Linked DNA regions of Homo sapiens: regions 1, 3 and 4 are each linked to region 2. The links are chromatin loops, found by intact Hi-C in ENCODE. Cell type or tissue: PC-3. All regions are shown on one strand.

Region 1 (5,000 bases), 65 kb after region 2:
GTTATCAACCCAGAAATTCAGGCCAATGAGGCCCCACCTCTCCATAAGTCCAGTGGGCCAGGCTCTGTTCATCATTATAGGTTGTTTTTCATAACACTTCTGGGATGCTTCCATGCTTTCTGAGCAGGATTTGGCAGATTTGTAAGAAGGAATAAATGCTTGTCGTGGATTCTCCCTCTGCTGACCCTGAATGGAGCAGACATGGAGTATGGGTTCTCTCCCTAGCAGCCTTAGGAGCAAATTTCAGAACAGCTGCAAAGCAGGCTGACACACTTTCAAATAACCATCTGGCCTCACTTCCCACCCTGATGTGGCATAAACATGGAGATGATGACGGGCGGGGGGGCAATCATCAGATTCATCTCGGGAAAGAAGGACTGGAGAATTGAGGATAAATAAGAATTTGGCTAAATTTGGTATGTCGTGGTGGGCCCTTTTAAAAATGCCTTCTGGACACAGTAGCTTGCAGAGGGTGACAAAGGTACCACTCTCTTTTCCTTTGAATCCTTGAGCAATTGTCATTTTCCAAATTGAAGAAAGTTGCCCAAGTGCTGGAGGTGCCAGGATATTGTTTCTATGACAGTGAAATACATTACTGCCCACTGCGTTGAGCCTAGAAGTTTGTAGCTGCACATCTGCCTCACTAATTATGCTCCTAATGTGACAGAGGGAAAAGTACACTGTAATTTTGATATACGGTAGTTTCATGAATATAGCATTAGTGCAGAACTTCAGGGGTGCCTGTATAAGCCAGAGAATGAGGCTGCATTAAATATCCAGTAACTATCAAGCTAGCAGAGATGTTCTATTAGCTGAATGGCAGAGCATGCAATTTAGAAGCTGGAGACTCTGAGTTTTCTCTCAGCAGCAATGTCTAAACATAATTAATCAGTTGCTTCTCACAGTAAGTGACACTAATTAGTTGCACTCTAATTGCCATGTATGGAGTAATGTTACTCCATTCTAAGTGCTCTGTAGAGTAGCGACATGAGATTCTTAATACATTATCACAGATTTCCACGTAATTACAATTCTTTCCAATGGTGTGAAAGGAAAATATTGTAGGCTATTTCACCAGGAATCAATAAATAACTGATATTGTCACTGTTAGGAAATAGAGTGAGCTCCTTCCTTATCATTAGCATTATGTGATTAGAACTGTGTATATTGTGTGTATATTGTAAGTGCCAAACCTTGGAACTAAGGCATAGGTCCTTTGCTAGCTATGTTCTTGCTGGATGGTTTTCTCTCCCAAAGGAAATTATTCTTAGTTGTTCTGAATTTTATTAAATTTCTGGAATCAGACAGAGAATTGACTTGATCTGACAAATAAAGAAAAGGGAAATATTAACTTCTAATCTGACTTCATTTTAGTTTTTTTGCTTTTGTCTGGTTGTATTCTTTATCCTGTATGTCATATTCTCCTCCCTGGTAGAAGATTAGCTTATACTTTTATATATTTGACATTGTTTTTTATGCTAAAGTACTTGAGTTGCTTGAGCTTCTTTTTAGAGGCTTCTTCCAAGCATTTGTGATTCTAGAAAATTGTTCTTTAAAAACGATTTTAAACTACTGGGGAAAAGAGAAAATGTTCTTGGGCTCTCCTTCAGTTTCAATTCTATAAGATAAAGAACATCATGGGAGATCTAAAGAAAGAAATGTGACAGAGCTGATATAATAGCCAAGAAAAATAGGCCTCTCTTTATAAATTCACTAAACTATTACAAATGAGAGTCAGAATTCAAAATTGTATAACCTTAACTCACTATTTCTTCTCTTCTGACTTCCTTAGTCATATATATTTTAAATTCTGATTTTGTATGGATTCTACTTCCCCTTTCTTTGGAATTATTATCTTTTCATTATATGATTCATTTTGAAGAGATCTTTGTTTCTCCCGGGAGCACATTTGTCCTTTAGTGACTGTTTTGATTCTGGTGTTTAGCAGCTTTTTCTTTGAAGATAATTCTCTCTGTCTCTTTCTGTATTTTCTAAGTCATTTTGGAGGCTTTTACTTTTCTTCACTGCTGAGGTTGACATTATGCGAAACTTTAAGTTTCCTCCAAAAAAAATGCCAAGATCAATCACATACACTGTAAACATAAGAAACATTTCTCCTCCTCCTAGGCATCAGCTATAATGTTGATGTCGCTTTAAAATATGTCACACAATGTATGTTGTAGTGGGGCATGGGAACGGTGATGGTGATGGTAAGTTAAGAGGATGGTGAGAAACGAGGGCATTTTTCTAGGTGAATCCGTTAGCATGAGCACACAGAATACTGGCAGTGATTACAAAAGGGCACAACACTAGCTTTGCTGTAAATATATTCAATTAATAATAGAAATATGAACAGCTGGAAACAGATGCCTGAAGGCACAAAAGCATGAGACATATTTGAAGACAGTATTGCATATTTAAAAAGGAAATACTTAAAGTTAATTTTGGTTTATAAATATTCATTAATAATAAGACTATGAACAGCTGGAAACCTTAATTGTCTTTCCCCCCTACATTTTCAATGATTTTTTTGTCTTTTAAAAATATTTTCAATAATTAAATTTGCAAAGTTTTCAGTCATCTGTATTTCTAATGAAGAGAAGTAAAACAAAAATGCCCAATAAACAAACTTTTACAAACCTCAGGAAATCCTTATAGGGAAATATCCTTATATTATGCCATATTTGTTCTACCTCCCTTCATATAGGGATAGGAACTAGGCAGGATTGTGAGTCTTGGGCAGACTGAGAAGTTTTACAATAGACTTTATAGTATGTGTTTATAATTGAACCACGTGCATGTATTAACTATTCAAAAAAAGATGAAAAATTCATTGATATTATACAATATGCAACGCAAAGGAGAGACTGTGTTAAGGAAAGAAAGTTTTAAATCAGTTGTAAATAATAATAAGAGCAAGACTCCTTGGATGAGTCAAAGTGGTTTCCTAAAGGAGCTTGCCTGGGACTTTGTTAGTGCTAGAATCTTCTTGACCATGTTTTCCCCATCTTGGTGGAGTGGCTGTTAGAGCCCAGAATGGAGATGGAGGATGTGAACGAAGCAAGGCCATCCTAGGTTGAGAAAGAAGTGTCCCAGGATCGAGGCTTCTAATAAAAAAGTAAGAGTCTCTGCTCCACAAAACAGAAAGCAGAGCTGTTTTATGTGTTTGTTTTGTTTTACTAAGCTCTGTGATACCTCCTAGAAACTTCTAAACCAGTTAGTTTAGGATGGAACTAGATGAAACCGATTCATTTACAATGATGATGACCCCTGTATTTATTTTCGTGCTCAAGGCCTAGTTAAATCTGGATCACCAGTTACTAACATGATCTGTGGCAGCACAGAGGAGAGAACAAATTAATTGCAGACCTTAATAGGTTTCAGGATCCGAAAAAGTTCAGAAGCAAAGTCTGAAGCTTCTCAAAGAGATTTTAATTTTCTTTGTACAATGAAGATCTCTTTACCAGGAAGGCAGAGATGATTCAGTTGGGGCAATCTGCTTATTTCTATTTGACCAAACAAGGAGTGTGTGTATGTGACGGGGTCTTGTTTTCCTCTTTTTCTTTCAAAAGCTCTTCATTTGCTCCCTTCTATGAAACTTGCATCCAAATCCTGGTGGAGTATCCTTCTTGGAAAGCCATCTCATCTTATGAGTCACTTTTGCAACTACTTGATTTGGACATGGTTTTCTTATTGCAGATGTGTGGGAATCCCTCATCAAGTTTTCCAGCCATGTTCTCCTCAAAGGAGAGCAATGTTATCACCACCAACCCCAAAAGTGAGGAATAATAATTTATATGTACATGCGTATCTTCAGGGCATATTATTGGCTCTCGATAAAAGGCAAATAGTAATGATAAGCCTTGAAGTTTGACTTTAAAAGACAGCAGACTGCAAACTGCGTGAGCCATTTTGAAAACAGATTCAAAAGAAGAAGTTCTGAACTTTCATTTCCCGTCTGTCGGGTTTCTTTGAAGTGGGAGTTAACCCTGACATGAAACAGCTCCAGAAACTGAGTTATGCCCAGTTGTTTTTGGCCTGATAATTTGACCCTCAGTGATGACTCCCACACATAACTGGGTGTCTTTAATGACTCACTTTTCTCCTCTTAGAGATAGGTCTCCAGACATTTGTGCATTTCCCAGTCTCTGTGTTTCAGCCTCTCTGGAAGAACAAAAGAATAGCTTAATTTAACAAATAAAATCAAATGAATTGTCTGCTCCCTCTCTAAATCAAGCCTTTTTTTTTTCCAGCAGAACCTTCCTTACCTTCTTTGTTCTTGTTTGTAGTAGAGCTCTTCTAATTAAAAATCTTCTATTAAATGAAATAAAGAACTCATCTCCTGGGTGGCAAAAAGCTGAAGGAAGATTTTGCATGAATAACCTAGGAGGAGTAATTCGAAGCTGTTTTTCATTTTTATTGAGGGCAGAATAAGAAAAAAAATGATTTTGTTTGTGAAAACCATGGAATTTGGTAAAATGTCTTTAACATGAAGACTGAAATCTATTTTTATGCAGCTTCACTGAGAACTGAGGTACTGGGGTGGGGATGGAGTGCTGATTTGAAAGGAATCCCAAAACTGCCTTTTTAAAATGTTGCCACAAACACTAGCCTCTAAAAATTCTAATTGCCTCCCGCTTGAAAAAGACTAAACTTCAAAAGTATAACATGATCCTTAGAGAGGACTTATCTCCTGTAAATTATTTTAAATTAGGGTCAAAGTGATTTCCTCCTGGAGAACTAAATTACTCCTTTTTGAAATCAATTTTTATTTTCTTCTGCCATTATTAAAGAGTGAATTTTTAATATAAAAAAGTCAATAAATGTAAAGCTTATATATGAAAGTTATATTTCTACTATGTGCACCAGGAGCTCCATCTTCCCATTTCAGTTTAAAATGCATAAAACATATATATAATTTTAAAAAATGTACATAGTTTTCCTTTTTTTTTTTAACAATCATGCTGACTTTATGGAGCTTTTCTTTTTTTATGTGTATG
Region 2 (5,000 bases):
GGTGCCAAAAAGTTTGGGGACTACTGCTTTATAGTCTGTCTAGTTCTGTACATTGGCCTATCTTGCACCTTTAGTGGATTTTTATCTATGCATGATTTTTGTAACATCATGATTTGTTATTTGGAATATATTGGTTCACTCTTTTACATGGTTCTTCCAAATGTACAGTGAAAAATGCCACTGTACACTTACGAGAGAATGAGCTTTTACACACAAATAATGTACTAGCATTATGCCAAAATTATTTGACTCACAGACTCTGTGAAAGTGTCTCAAAGACCCACAGGGACCCATGCTACTAGAGAGCAGCTGCTCTATGGCATCATCATGGCCTTTTTTCTCGACACTATTTAATAAACACTGTTTAAACTCTCTATTGCCCCTTCTACTCTCACAAGTACCTTCATATCACCACTTTGACCTTCTTTTGATTTACCATATACAGGTATTTCTCATTTCAGAAACTTTGTTACTTCTACTTGACTTCTAATAAAGCTTTAGTTTAGATGCTCCTTTTCCCAAGAATCCTACTCTGACTTTCCTTAATTTGGGTTAGGTATCTTGTCTTAGATATTACTCAAATTAATAACTTTTTTTTTTTGAGACGGAGTCTCACTCTGTCGCCCAGGCTGGAGTGCAGTGGTGTGATCTCGGCTCATTGCAACCTCGCCTCCCGGGTTCAAGAAATTCTCCTGCTTCAGCCTCCTGAGTAGCTGGGATTACAGGTGCCCGCCACCACGCCTAGCTAATTTTTGTATTTTTATTAGAGACGGGGTTTCACCATGTTGGTCAGGCTGGTCTCGAACCCCTGACCTTGTGATCCACCCGCCTCGGCCTCCCAAAGTGCTGGGATTACAGGCGTGAACCACCGTGCCCAGCCCTCAAATTAATAACTTATTTATTTGAAATTTCTAAGTAGATTAAAACCTTTAGGGACAAGAACCATAACCATCTCAAAAAGTATTTGACAGATACTATATTCTTCATAAATCTTTTTTTTCATTGTAACAAATATTTCAAAATAATGATATGGAACTGCAGGTAATGAGATGGGTTTCTACTGCATTAAATTCGATTTTTATCGGTCTATATTTGCAGTATTGAAGTAACTCAAGCCTGTTACGTGGAATTTTATCTTTGTAGGCAAAAATAAACTTTCTGCTAAAACTTTCCATTCTTCAAGGGACAGTTCAGGTTTCACTTCCTCTAAAACAACAATAAGTGTTTCTGATCACCTCTGTCTAACAACTATCGCTCATTCTTTTAAACATATGTAGCCCTAAAGTATTCTTATACTGCTCATTTGGCAACTTGCCACGTGTTCTTTATCTTGGAGTGCTGGTTACTTTGGGTCCATGTTTTCCCCACAAGTTCTGAGCTTCTCAAGAGTAGTGACCATGTCCTCTTTACTTTTGGAGCCTCCCTATACATTTCACATTTTCTTGGTACACAGCAGATGTTTAGTAATTGATTTTGATTTATTGGCTTTTTTTGTCATTGGAATCTCAGTCTTCTCTAAAGGACTGTTACGAAATATTTTATTGGTGATTTTTTAATTTGCAGTACAGCCTTTCTTTAAACTTGGATCTGGAGAACCTACATACACAATGAAGCAATTGTACATATAAGAAGAAAAGCACATCCAGTTCAAAGTCTTCTTGGGCACTCCCTGGTTATATTGTACAGGACTGTGACCCCAAATAATACATACTTTTTGAAAACATCTGAATTAGTAAGGAATAGTTAAAAGTGACAGAAACAAAATTTAAAATAACTTAAAAAGGAAATTTATCGGCTCATATAATTGCGAAGTCCATGGGTGGAGATGTTTGTATTTAAGCCTGACTAACTCCAGAAGCTCAAACAATGATATCAGCTTATCCGTCTTGTGGTTCTGTTTGTATTTGTGTTTCTCTTCCTGATGGCATCATTCTCTCATGCCTTAGACAGGATCTCAAAGAAGCTTACTCAGTGCTTGGTGCTTACAGCCTACAATCCACAAGGCAGAGACACATCGTCTCTCCAGCATCCAAATTTGAAATCTTGGTGGAAGCATTCTAACTGGTCCAGCTTAGTTCATGTGATCATCATTTGGACCAATTACTAAAGATAAAATGCTGGAATACCATGATGGGATAACTCTCAGCCCTATATGCACCAGTGTCATTCACAGGCTAGCCATAACCGTATGAGTTGGGTGGGGTGGTGTTGTAAAAGCCTGACAGAAGTTGATGTGCTGGACAGAAAAAGATTCTAGGTATCAACTATGCCTGGGTTCAAAGATTTCTCTGCAATAATATTAAATAGGTACTTGGTTAATGCAAGGAATATGTAAAGTTGGAAACAAAATAAAACATGTATTTGGGTTATTCAGATGGGAAAAACATTGGTTACTTGGAGGGGAATATTGTATTTCCTCTTTTAAAAGTAACTAAATTCTAATTTGGAAGAGAGATGTGTATTTACCATCATATTAGCTGTGGAATGTAGGCAAATTATTTACCCTTTCTGAGTTTCAGTTTCAGATCTAGAGATCAGTAGTTTTTAACTTGGGCTACAAATTAAAATCACTTGGGGGAGCTCTTAAAAGGAGCTCCTATCAGGAGACGCCCAGGCCTCACGCTAGACAACTTAAGTCAGTGTCTGGGATAGGGATTCAACGTGATTACCTTTATAAATCCAAAGGTCATCCTAATGTATTCCCAAAGGTGAGAATCATTTCTCTAAATTCTTTCATTCCTTTGGTATACGATACATGTATTAGTTGTAAACTATGTTATTTATATTTACTGGGTTTGGGGTTGTTTCTGTGTCAACCATGTCTTCTATTTTCTGGGTTCTGATGCTTTGACATCTGGGCCCTTGTTGACTCTGGAAGGACTCCCTGCCAAGGTTGATCAATTCCAAGAGATGGTAAACAATTTGCTCTTGAGCTCTTTTCAAATACCAACCAACCAACTCAGAGCCCATGCCCCAACCACCACCTCCTTTACCAGACTCTTACACTCCAAGACACTATCCACCTGCCCTAATCACCCAAGATCAGGTACCAGAAAACCAAGGACAGCCGACAGCCACTATGTCCTATAGCCACTATGTCCTAAATATGCTAAACTTATTCAAATGATCCAGTCCTAAACCTGCTTACCCTCTTCACCTGTTCTTTCCCAGGAAATCTCAATAATTGCTCTTGCCCACAGTTTCCCCTCCCTCTGCCTCCTGAATGACCGAGGTGTTTCCCCGTGTGGCCCTTTCATAACATGGTCAACCCCCTTTTTCTTTTTTTATCTTTTTCAAATTTTTATTTTACTTTAAGTTCTGGGATACATGTGCAGAACGTGCAGGTTTGTTACATAGGCATACGCATGCCATAGTGGTTTGCTGCACCTATCAACCTGTCATCTAGGTTTTAAGCCCCACATGCATTAGCTCTTTGCCGTGATGCTCTCCCTCCCCTACTCCCCAGCCCTCCAATAGGCCCTGGTGTGTGTTGTTCCCCTCCATGTGACCATGTGTTCTCATTGTTCAATTCCCACTTAGGAGTGAGAACATGCTCAAATTGTATTTCCCGTTCTAGATCCTTGAAGAATCCCCGCACTGTCTTCACAATGGTTGAACTAATTTACCTTCCCACCAACAACGTAAAAGCATTCTTATTTCTCCACAACCTCACCAGCATCTGTTGTCTCTTGACTTTTTAGTAATCGTCATTGTGACTGGTGTAAGATGGTATCTCATTGTGGTTTTGATTTGCATTTCTCTAATGATGTTGAGATTTTTTCCATATGTTTTTTGGTCGCATAAATGTCTTATTTTGAGAAGTGTCTGTTCATATCCTTTGCCCACTTTTTCATGGGGTTGTTTTACTCTTGTAAATTTAAGTTCCTTGTAGATTCTGGATATTAAAATTTTGTCAGATAGTTAGATTGCAAAAATGTTCTCTCATTTTGTAGGTTGCCTGTTCATTCTGATGATAGTTTATTTTGCTGTGCAAAAGCTCCTTAGTTTAATTAGATCCCATTTGTCAATTTTAGCTTTTGTTGCAATTGCTTTTGGTGTTTTTTTCATGAAATCTTTGTCTATGCCCATGTCCTCATTTATTGCCTAGATTTTCTTCTAGGGTTTATATGGTTTTGGGTTTTACATTTATGTCTTTAATCCATCTTGAGTTAATTTTTGCATAAAGTGCAAGCAAAGGGTCCAGTTTCAGTTTCTGCATATGGTTAGCCAGTTTTCCCAGCACCGTATATTAAATAGGAAATCCTTTGCCCATTGCTTGTTTTTGTCAGGTTTTTGTCAGGTTTGTTGAAGATGGTTGTAGATGTGTGGTGTTATTTCTGAGTTCTCTGTTCTGTTCCATTGGTCTGTATGTCTGTTTTGGTACCAGTACCATGCTACTTTGTTTACTGTAGCCTTGTAGTATAGTTTGGAGTCAGGTTGCCTCATGCCTCCAGCTTTGTTCTTTTTGCTTAGGATTGTCTTGGCTATATGGGCTATTTTTTGGTTCCATACGAAATTTAAAGTAGCTTTTTTTTTAATTCTGTGAAGAATGTCAATGGTAGTTTGATGGGAATAGCATTGAATCTATAAATTACTTTGGGCAGTATGGCCATTTTCATAATATTGATTCTTCCTATCCATGAGCATGGAATGTTTTTCCATTTGTTTGTGTCCTCTCTTATTCCCTTGAGCAGTGGTTTCTAGTTCTCTTTGAAGAACTCTTCTCTTTGAAGAGGTCCTTCACATCCCTTGTTAGCAGTATTTAGTATGAAATTTCAGTATGAAACTGAAACTCAGAAACTCGGGTATTTTATTCTCTTTGTAGCATTTGTGAATGGGAATTTATTCATGATTTTGCTCTCTGCTAGTCTATTGTTGGTGTATAGAAATGCTTGTGATTTTCGCACACTGATTTTGTATCCTGAGACTTTGCTGAAGTTGCTTATCAGCTTAAGGAATTTTGGGGCTGAGACAATGGTGTTTTCTAGATATAGGGTCAT
Region 3 (5,000 bases), 480 kb after region 2:
CTGGAGTGCAGTGGCGCTATCTCCGCTCACTGCAAGCTGGGCCTCCCAGGTTCACGCCATTCTCCTGCCTCAGCCTCCCGAGTAGCTGGGACTACAGGCGCCCGCCACCATGCCCAGCTAATTTTTTGTATATTTTTAGTAGAGACGGGGTTTCACCGTGTTAGCCAGGATGGTCTCGATCTCCTGACCTCGTGATCTGCCTGCCTCGGCCTCCCAAAGTGCTGGGATTACAGGCGTGAGCCACCGCGCAGCCCCTCATACATTTTTTTAAAGTCAATGTTCATCTGAGATTCTGATTTTCAGAGCTGTAGTAGAATATATACTAATTTCTTAATTCAAAAAAGGTAATTTTTATATTTAAAAAAATACTTCCAAAATAAAGTTAAAGCATAATTTCAGCTATGCTACTTGAGCTTTCAGTTATATTACTTTAATAAGAAATGAAATTGAAGAACATGGGTAGGCACGGTGGCTCAGGCCTGTAATCCTAGCACTTTGGGAGGCGAAGATGGGAGGACTGCTTAAAAAGTGTTCAAGTCCAGCCTGGGCAACATAGTGAGACCCCTGTCTCTACAAAACATAAAAAATTAGCCTGTCATGGTGGCATGTGACTGCAGTCTCAGCTACTCTGGAGACTGAGGTGGGAGGATTGCTTGAGCCTGGGAGATCATGGCTGCAGTTAGCTGTGATTGTGCCAATATACTCTAGTCTCGGTGACAGAATGAGACCCCATCTCTTTAAAAAAAAAAAAAAGCTTAAGATATGTAAGAATCTCACTAATGAACTAATTATATAGATTTTTGTAAACATAATTGTAAATAATACAAAAAAAGTGTTCTTTTAATCACTAAAAACAAGGGTATTCATGTAATTTCTTCAAAATTATCAACTTTTTTTCCTTCCTTTCCCACGTATAGTCCAACATCACATCTACTCTTTTCCACTCCCAGCAGCTATTTTCCATCTGCTGTCTGGGTTATTGATGCCAGTCTCTTCCAAACATTTCTCTTCCTAACATGTGACCTACTCTGAAGAATGTTTTGGGTGCCCTTGAGAAGAATGTACATTCTGTTGCTGTGGGATGGAATGTTCTGTACATGTTTTTTAGGTCCATTTGGCCTACAGTGTACTCCAAATCCAATTTTTTTTTTATTAATTTTCTGTTTGGATAATCTGTCCATCTTTGAAAGTGAGTTCCCTACTATTGCTATAGTGCAATCTATCTCTCCCTTTGGGTCTTTCAATATTTACTTTATATATTTAGGTGTTCTGTGTTGGGTATATATATTTACAATTATTATATCCTCTTCATGAATTAACCCCTCTATCATTATAGATATAAGAACATTAGTTCTTCTTTGTCTCTTTTTACAGTTTTGACTTAGTCTATTTTGTCCAATGTAAGTACAGCTACCTCTACTCTTTTTTGGTTTCCATTGGTGTGGAATATCTTTTCTCATCCCTTCACTTTCAGTTCATGTGTGTCCTTAAAAGTGAGGTGAGTCTCTTGCAGGCAGCACCTAACTAGAACCTTCACCTTCCTTAAGTCACAATTTGATATCACTTCCTGATTTTCCGCAACTAGGCTAGGCACCCTGTTTAGTACTTCCAAGACTTTTACTTCACTGTCTTTCAATTGCCTGCGTATGGTATCCCTGAGGACTGAGATACTCACTGACATGAGGGTAGGGCTGGGGAGGAGCGCTCACTATATAGTCACTGAGTGAATGAGTAAATCATAATTTTACCTCCCCATTTTCTCCTACTCTTCTCTAATCACCTATTCTTTGTCATCCCCAACTACCTTCATGATTGGAAAGATAAGAGAGTTGTTGAGAAAAAAACACTAGGTTTGGTTTCAGTGCCCCAGAAGTCCTAACTCTATTATTGTACTATTTGAGCTACCTTGGATTTTTTTTTTTTTTTTTTTTTGAGATGGAGTCTCCTTCTGTCACCCAGGCTGGAATGAAATGGCACAATCTCAGCTCACTGCAACCTCCACCTCCTGGGTTCAAGCACTTCTCCTGCCTCAGCCTCCCAAGTAGCTGAAATTACAGGTGCCTTCCACCATGCCCAGCTAGTTTTTATATTTTTAGTAGAGACAGGATTTCACCATGTTGGCCAGGCTGGTCTCGAACTCCTGACCTCAAGTGATCCACCTGCCTCAGCCTCCCAAAGTGCTGAGATTACAGGCATAAGCCACTGCACACAGCCAAAAGTTATCACCAAAATCTTTTATGGCAGTGACATTCATCATATTGAATGTATTAGTCAAGAACATAGACACAGATGAAAGACAACTTGAGTTGGTGTCACAAATATCTGGATATTGGAAATACAATTCAAGAATCAAAAAGGTGGCTTACCTTCACTGGGTCCCCAAGGCCATGTTCCTGTGCCTCATGCTCAAAGTCTTCTGGATTCTAAACCTACCTGTTAGTAAACCTTATCCTTTTGTTGCTTTCCAGATAAATACATTGTGCTCTCTGGCCCATACATATTGTTCCTATGTCCTGCCATATGGCCTGCCCTTCCCTTTAGCCAATATTATTTATCCCAAGTACACATCTTCCTCTGTGATGAGTTTTTTCAACTTAGTCACACACAGTCCACTCACTGTGAAGAGTGTATTCATATATCCATTCATCTCATAAGCATTTATTGGCCTCCTGCTATGTGTCAAGCACAGCCCTGGATGTTATGGAGAATACCAAAATGAGAACTGCTCCTCCTTCAGAGGAAGGAGCTTACAGTCGATGAAGGAAGAGACAGACTGAACAAATAGCTATTACTTGATATTGAAAAAAAAACAAATCTAAAGAGATTGGATCAGTGCACTACGACAGCATGAGGGAAGGGGCAGTCAAACAGGCCTTGAGGAAGAGGAGCAAAGAGAGATCAAGTTGTTCTGTGCAAGGGAAAAATCTGAGCAAAGGAACAGGGCCCATATGGAAAGCCATAAGTAGCTTAGCATAGGGTGTGTGGAAGGATATAGTAGGACTTCAGCCTGACAAAGTGAAATAAAAGTCAAACAGAAGTTTCTTATGGCCATAAGATGTATACAACTATTTTACCCAAACAAGATAAACATAGCCCTAAAGTAAACTGAAGGGGTAGCAAAATATTAGTAAACAATCATTCACTCAATACATATTTACAGGGCAACCGTAATTGGGACTATGCCAGGGGCTGGACATAGAGCAGGAAACAGGGAAGAGGCTCTGCCCTTAAGGAGCACAGCAGCCTTGTGAAGAGACTGACTGATAAACAGGTAATTACAATACAGTGTGGCAGTGGTAAATACAGGGTGCTAACCCACTGGGAAGCCAGCGTGGAAAGGGAAGTACAGTCCAGAAATCATGCTCCATGAGGAAAAAGCTGGTGTCTTATCCCTGGTAATAGGAAAGGACCTGGTTCCTAGTAGATATTAGATAAATAAATGAGTGAATGAATGACTACAGCATGAAGTTTCACCTCATTTTAAACCATGAGAATGAATAGAAATAGCCAGATGAGATATTAAAAGAAGGTAGCCTATATAAAACTTTCAGAAACACAGAAAAGAATTTTTTAGCCCAAATTCTTTCATTTTCTGTTTCCCCACACAAATTTACTCTTGTAATTTGCTAACCCTCCATTGTTGACAGTGGGGCTAATTTGCTACTTTTTCTTCCATAACATGAAAGTTTTTACACTAGACTTGATATAAAGTAGGTATGTGATAAAAATAAATGAATGATTGGCCAGGTGGGTCAGTGGATGGACGGATGGATGGAGAGAGGGATGGAGAGAGGGACGGAAGGATAAAGGAGGGAGGGAGGGAGGGAATGAATCAATTACCTGCAAGAAGCCTGGATATATCAAAGTACCTTTACATAATGTTACCACCTTAAATGTGTTTTTCTGGTTCATTGAGATGACTGAGAAAATGTAGTCAACAAAATTTCAACACCATTTTAAACAATGATGTAGAGCCTTGTCCAAGAATTACTGTTCTCATTAAAAGGGCTATAATGCAAATAACACAATTAAAATACAATCAAATCTATCACATAATATTCCATAAATGAAGAGCATTAAATAATTCACGCACCTTTAGGAAAGAACATTCCACTAAAAATTAAGTATTGAAACCACATGAAGGATTTTTTTTCCTTTAAGCATATGCTTTCTTGTTAAAAATATCCACATTTTCTCAAAGATATTAGCCTTATGCACATGGTTCAACATTCCAAATGCAAAACTTAACTGTTATCAATATAAGGCATCTGCTTTCCACACATGCCAATTTTTTGCAAGTTCTTCAAATAACAGATTTTAGTGATATCTAAGCTTGCCACATGTTCAAGGCTTATGCCAGCAGTCAATGAATTTGTATGACATTCATCTAGACCTCCAAAAGATCTTGGATTTCAATGGTAATAATTATACCAATAGTAATATACAACATATTCACATCTAATATGTTTTATTCTAGGCTAACCACATCAAACCTTATTTTTAATATTCACAATCTGCAATGCAGTCATAATTGTCACCAAAAATACTGCCTCAGAACTTTCAAGCTAACCTCGGCCCATATATACAAACAATCATAGTGCAAATTGGTAAACCTCTCTGGAGGACACTATAGACTGTTTCAAAAATCTTCAAATCTGCATTCCCTTTAATCCAGAAATTACAAAAATAGGAATTTAACCCAAGAAAATAATTAATGGTAAATTCAAAGTTTTCCTAAAGGGAAAATTATCCCAGTATTCATAATAGCAAAATATTTTTTAATCCCAAATGTGCAAGTACAGCCATGAAAAATTATGTCATATAAAAGCATTTATAATATATTATCATTGTCACAGTATACAATTAAGTGGAAAAATCATGTTACAAATAGCATGTAGAATGATCTTAATGCGTGTTTGCTTTTGTGTGCACACACATACACAGAGGACCTGGAAATACATGCCCCAGGGTACTAACAGTGGCTATCTCTAAGACTGTAA
Region 4 (5,000 bases), 530 kb after region 2:
AGAAACAGTGACTTGACTCTGAGCCTCAGGGTCTGGGGTGGAGCTCCTTAATGTCTCTAAGGTGCGGTTTAGTCCTAGAGACGAAGACAGGGCTGGGCTTGCAGGAGGTGGGGAACAGCTAGAGAAGACAATAGAGGGGAGAGATCAAAGCTCTGGGGGATCCTAAGCAAGACAGGTACACTGTCTAGGCTACTGCTTCCTCTTCTGCACAATGCACTCGTTGTGCAACTGGACTTGATTATCCATGATTGATGGAACAATGGGTGTTCATTGTTTTTTTCCCCCTGGGGACACGTGTCACAGGATTGCAGATCAAGTTTTACAACAATGAAGCAACCTCGAAAATGTGGTTACACCAGACCTCTGCTCTCCAAAAAAATGTTATGTCTTGCAGACATGAAACATTCATGAGTGGACATCAGAAATTCATTTTAAAGTGTGTATTTACTTGACTCCATGCCCATAAGAAAGCCTGCAACTTGCTTACAGTGAAAAGGTTTGAGGAGTTCCAAGGACACTGAGCATTTCCCCTAGAAGGGCCTGTGTCTTTAAAAGAAGGCTGTGTAAACAGCCCCAGGCAAAGTCTCCAGAATCACAAGGCTTTCCTCATGAAGTGTCAGCCTGGTTGTGTCAAGTCCCCAAGAAAGACTTCAGCATAATTTTCTCTGGCATGATGCTTTTTCATTCCAGTGCCAAAGATAGCCTTGGGTTTAGGCTTAGGAGAGAGCATGCAACTGGTTTAGGGCCCCAGAAGAACACTCCCTTACACCTTTTAATGTTTTACAATTCCCCAGAACAAATATATAGTGGTTTTCTGGCTTTTTAGCAAGAAACCTGGTGCCCACTAAGCCATCCTGGCACAGCCTTTGAAAATTTTTAAGATGAGTTGAAGTCAAGGAAAAACTGATCTGGGTAATTACAAGACACAAAAACAAAAGATCACTTACCAAAATGACTTGAAACCCTTTAACAAAACCATTGTAAATTGTGCTTTGGGGAGAACAAAACAATAAAATATTATAGCAAGTGAATGCTTTATTGCATTAAAAGCAGTCTCAGAGTCGTGGACTTTCCCAATTCTACTTCAATAATTTCTTATAATCTTTATTATTTTTAGCTTAACAAAAGCCCTGAGAAGCCAGTCTTCAAAACAATGATCCTTGTTACAGTGTAGGGGCAGTGACATAATGCAACAAGTTAAAATGGGACCCAATACAAAATCCAATGACAGCCCTCTCGTTGATGTATACTGTGTACACACACACACACACACACACACACACACACACACACACACACACGAGACAACCTCCCCTACTTTCTCCATTGAGCTGAGTACATTGGTTTGGCTAACAGGGGCAAGTTTTTGAGCAGGAAGGGAGTGTGTGGTCTTTGTGGAGCCCAGGAAGAGGCTATCACGTGGCAAGAGAGACAAGCAAGCGGGCTTTGCCAGGAGCCAGATAACACATTCCCACACTCTATCAGGAAAGGGAGACACATACAAAAGGCTGTCAGCCCCACCCACTGTGAGGACCCCGTCCAGGGAACTTGCAAAAATCAATCTTTAGATCCAACATTGCCCTGAGTCACCTTTGGCTTTCAATCCACCATTGGGTGGACTAAAGCCAACACAAAATTTAGAAAGGTGAGGCCAAGGTGAATCTCATTTATGACTACTATGGAGAGAAGCCTGCTCGAGTCATAAATATCTTCAGCAAAGTCAGATAGGAAAATCATCAGTAGCAGAAATACTAAACTGGGTTTGGAAGGTTTGCAAGGGGGGCAGTAAAACCAGCATTCGTGAAACTCACTATGAGCCATAGATTGTGCTGGCCCTTCCCATGGCTATATTATTTAATGTTTATTCTATAGGTTTGTTATTTAACCCTGAGTGAGAGACTGGATTGGAGTATTCCATTAGAAAAGTACAAAAAAGAACAGATTTCGTCAACGGTAGGCTAACCCCAATCCCTGCTCAGAAAATGCCAATCCAATAAACATTTTGGCACAGTGAAATCATGTGCCAAAATCCCCTCTATGTGGGTTGTAAGGATTCTCCATCTGCCTTTTTGGGGGGTCAGAAAACTAAATACAGGAAGTCAGAGCATGCCCAGAGTCGAGGAAGTACTAATACCATCAAATTAGGAAGCAGACTTCCTAGATGAAATTACAACAGTTGCTTACATTCGCATTGTGCATTTTATTCATTCAATAAATATTTACGGAGCTGCACAGAAAAGAGAGCAAGACATTCTCCCACCCCTCCCAGAGCTAACAGCTTGATGTGAAATGTCACACACAAACAAGAGACAACTGCAATGTTGTGCGTGAAGGAAGGAGAGGCTGATGGGAAGGAACCCTGGAGAGTGCCCAACCCAGACTTCCCAGGGGGCTCCTGTGAACTTCCAAGAACCTTTCTAGCAGCAGGCATCATTGTCAATTTTACCGATGAGGAAACCAATAATTAGAGAGGCTACGTGCCTTGCCCAAGTCAAATACATACATTTAGAAGGGGAATCCTGATCATATTACACCATACAGCATCTAGGCATGAAATTTTTTATCCCTAAAGCAATAATTTATTGAACAGGACACAGAAGACTGGAAAGGGCTGGAGTTTTCAAAAGTCCCTAACCTAATCTCAGGGACTAGTTTTAGAACTGAAAGAATTTGATTCAACAATTTTAAGTCTCTGTTTTAGTCTTACCTTTTAGCCCCACAAAATAATGGGTCTGGCTCAAATTCCCTTTGGAGAAACCACTGGGGACTCTACCTCTGTACCCGAGGACCTTTCTATTAATAGAAACTACAGCTGACCGTTAACATTCATGAAGACTGACATCATGAGAAATTTTGAATGCTCATATTTTCAAATGCCTCTGCAGCAAATAACTCTTTATAAAATGCAGTCTTTTATTCATTGCTTTAAGAAACATTTTATTGCGAGCCTGCTACATAAGCCAGGCAATAAAATATAATCAAACAATTTAAATGACCTCTTTGGAGCAGAAAACAAGACAGCTGGGTTGAGACTAAATACCAAGTGGTCAGCTGGGTTCATTCACCAGGGAAGTGACTCATCTCAGTGTATCAGCATCGCTATACGTGCATTCAAATCCCTGTTTCAGAAAAATTATAAGTACTACCGTTCATGGATTTTAGATCATTGGCATGTAATTGAGACCATAGTGTTAAATCTGTAAATGTCATGAGTTTGTACACTCAATGCTAGAGGCTTGAATTCTAGTGCTGTATAGCTGTGTGGCACTGGATTGATCACTTAACCTCTCTGTGCTTTGATTTACCCATCAGAAAGACTAAATTAGATGATCTCTAAGATTTCTCCTGGCTCTAAATACTGATTCGACTTTGCATAAAGGCAGCTTTGAAGTTGTGAATTTTAATCTTAAGGGTATTTGTTAAAGTATCATCTCAATTCATTTTCATAAAAATATTTTTTTTTATTTTCAGGAAATAGCCTGTTAAACTTTGTCTCTATTATACAATTATAAAACCTAGAAAGCAAGTGCTTATGATTGTGTATAATAGAGAAGCAATAGCTGCAGCAGCCGTAACCAATTGAGCAAATAAACATTACTCTTTCTATAAAACTGAGTAGCCAAAATATATATTTTTATAATCAAACTGTACTAGGGCTTCATGGAGTGCAAGTTCCTTGATTCTTCAATCTATAGGAACTTAAAAACTATTTTAAAATATCCTGGACTTTTGACCATGGTATAATCATATATCTCTCTTACTACTTATAATTGCTTTTAAGCGTGTGAGTGAAATTTAATTCTAGATCATCACTTTCCAAAGTAGTCCCATGATTACTGTTGCAGGTTTGCTACTAACTGCTCTGTGGTACCTTTCCCAAACTTGCATAATGGTGGTGATAAAACTGCTGCTAATGATTAATATTCACTGGCTGCTCATAATATGTCTACAAAACCATATGTGCAGCTCAATCCTTCCAGCATCATGGACTCAGAGACAATATGTTTCACATAGCAGGACAATCAACCACAAATGCTGCAGTCACTTTCAAAGGTTACTGTAAAGCATTGGTGGAAAACCGGGCTTTCTGTGAACTAGATGCAGCTCACAGATGTGGGCTCTGCAATTTTTTTTTTTTTACTTCATTGCCAACATTTACAAAATGAGATATGAAACATTTTTTAAAATCTGGATTTCTTGATTTGAATCAGAAGATATGGCAACAATAACACCACGATTTTACATGCTAACAACTGACCAGAAATGGCTAGCCCCTTAGATGGGCTTCCCCAGCTCCTCACTTTAAAACTTTGACTATGATTAGATGCCTCCTATAAGTGGAATCATCATGCACTATTTGTCCTTCTGTTGGCTTATTTCACTCAGCATAATGTCCTCACAGCTCATTCATGATGTCCACTATTAAAGAATTTTCTTCTTTAAGGCTGGATAGTGTTCCATTGTATGCATAGGCCACATTTCTTTACGCATTTATTTGTTGATGAACACATTATCATTACTGTGAATAGTACAGCAATGAACATAGAAGTGCTAATCTCTCTTCAAGATGCTGCTTTCGATTCTTTTGAATAAACACCCCAAAATGGGACTGCTGAATTATATGGTAGTTTTATCTTTAATTTTATTAGGAACCTCCATACTGTTTTCCATAGCAGCTGCACCATTTTGCATTCCCACCAACAATGTAAAAACTGTTTTAAAATAATCTTTTAGGAAGAAATATGAACATCACGGCCTATGTTAACTCAGAGGAGTGTTCTCTTCACATGTGGTTTATAGCCTGTGCCTGGCACACAGGAGGCTTGCAGAAATGTTTGCTGGACCAAACTGAACAGACTGCAGTACACAAGAGGGAAATTAGATGCCCATTTTATGATCTTCAGAAACAAAGTTGGAAATCAGCAATTTCTGATCAGATTGCAGCCATGGGTATGGGATCCTTGGCTGCACTGGCAGCAAAGTAGTGGTAGTGTCTTGTT

Evidence for each region. A loop is a pair of places that touch in the nucleus more often than their neighbours do. Peaks named below come from ENCODE experiments on the same cell type or tissue, not always from the same donor. Only the 100,000 strongest peaks of a DNase experiment are listed, where the experiment ranks them.
Region 1: a loop joins it to region 2, with 2.4 times the contacts of the local background. A loop is called at or near these places in 2 of 110 quality-filtered maps.
Region 3: it touches region 2 in a loop (5-fold over the local background); 4 of 110 quality-filtered maps call a loop at or near these places.
Region 4: it touches region 2 in a loop (8-fold over the local background); 3 of 110 quality-filtered maps call a loop at or near these places.

The regions. Positions count from the first base shown.
Region 1 is chr12:43,209,648-43,214,647 of GRCh38, reverse strand. No RefSeq gene overlaps it. Among named protein-coding and RNA genes, the nearest start is that of LINC02461, 57 kb to the right of the region's middle. In PC-3, no CTCF peak of the experiment used is centred here; no DNase peak of the experiment used is centred here.
Region 2 is chr12:43,274,716-43,279,715 of GRCh38, reverse strand. No RefSeq gene overlaps it. Among named protein-coding and RNA genes, the nearest start is that of LINC02461, 120 kb to the right of the region's middle. In PC-3, no CTCF peak of the experiment used is centred here; a DNase peak (open chromatin) is centred at 1,935; H3K4me3 peaks cover 862 bases; H3K27ac peaks cover 1,812 bases.
Region 3 is chr12:42,792,648-42,797,647 of GRCh38, reverse strand. No RefSeq gene overlaps it. Among named protein-coding and RNA genes, the nearest start is that of LINC02450, 100 kb to the right of the region's middle. In PC-3, no CTCF peak of the experiment used is centred here; a DNase peak (open chromatin) is centred at 2,627; H3K27ac peaks cover 343 bases.
Region 4 is chr12:42,740,239-42,745,238 of GRCh38, reverse strand. No RefSeq gene overlaps it. Among named protein-coding and RNA genes, the nearest start is that of LINC02450, 51 kb to the right of the region's middle. In PC-3, no CTCF peak of the experiment used is centred here; DNase peaks (open chromatin) are centred at 408 and 3,048; H3K4me3 peaks cover 567 bases; H3K27ac peaks cover 1,693 bases.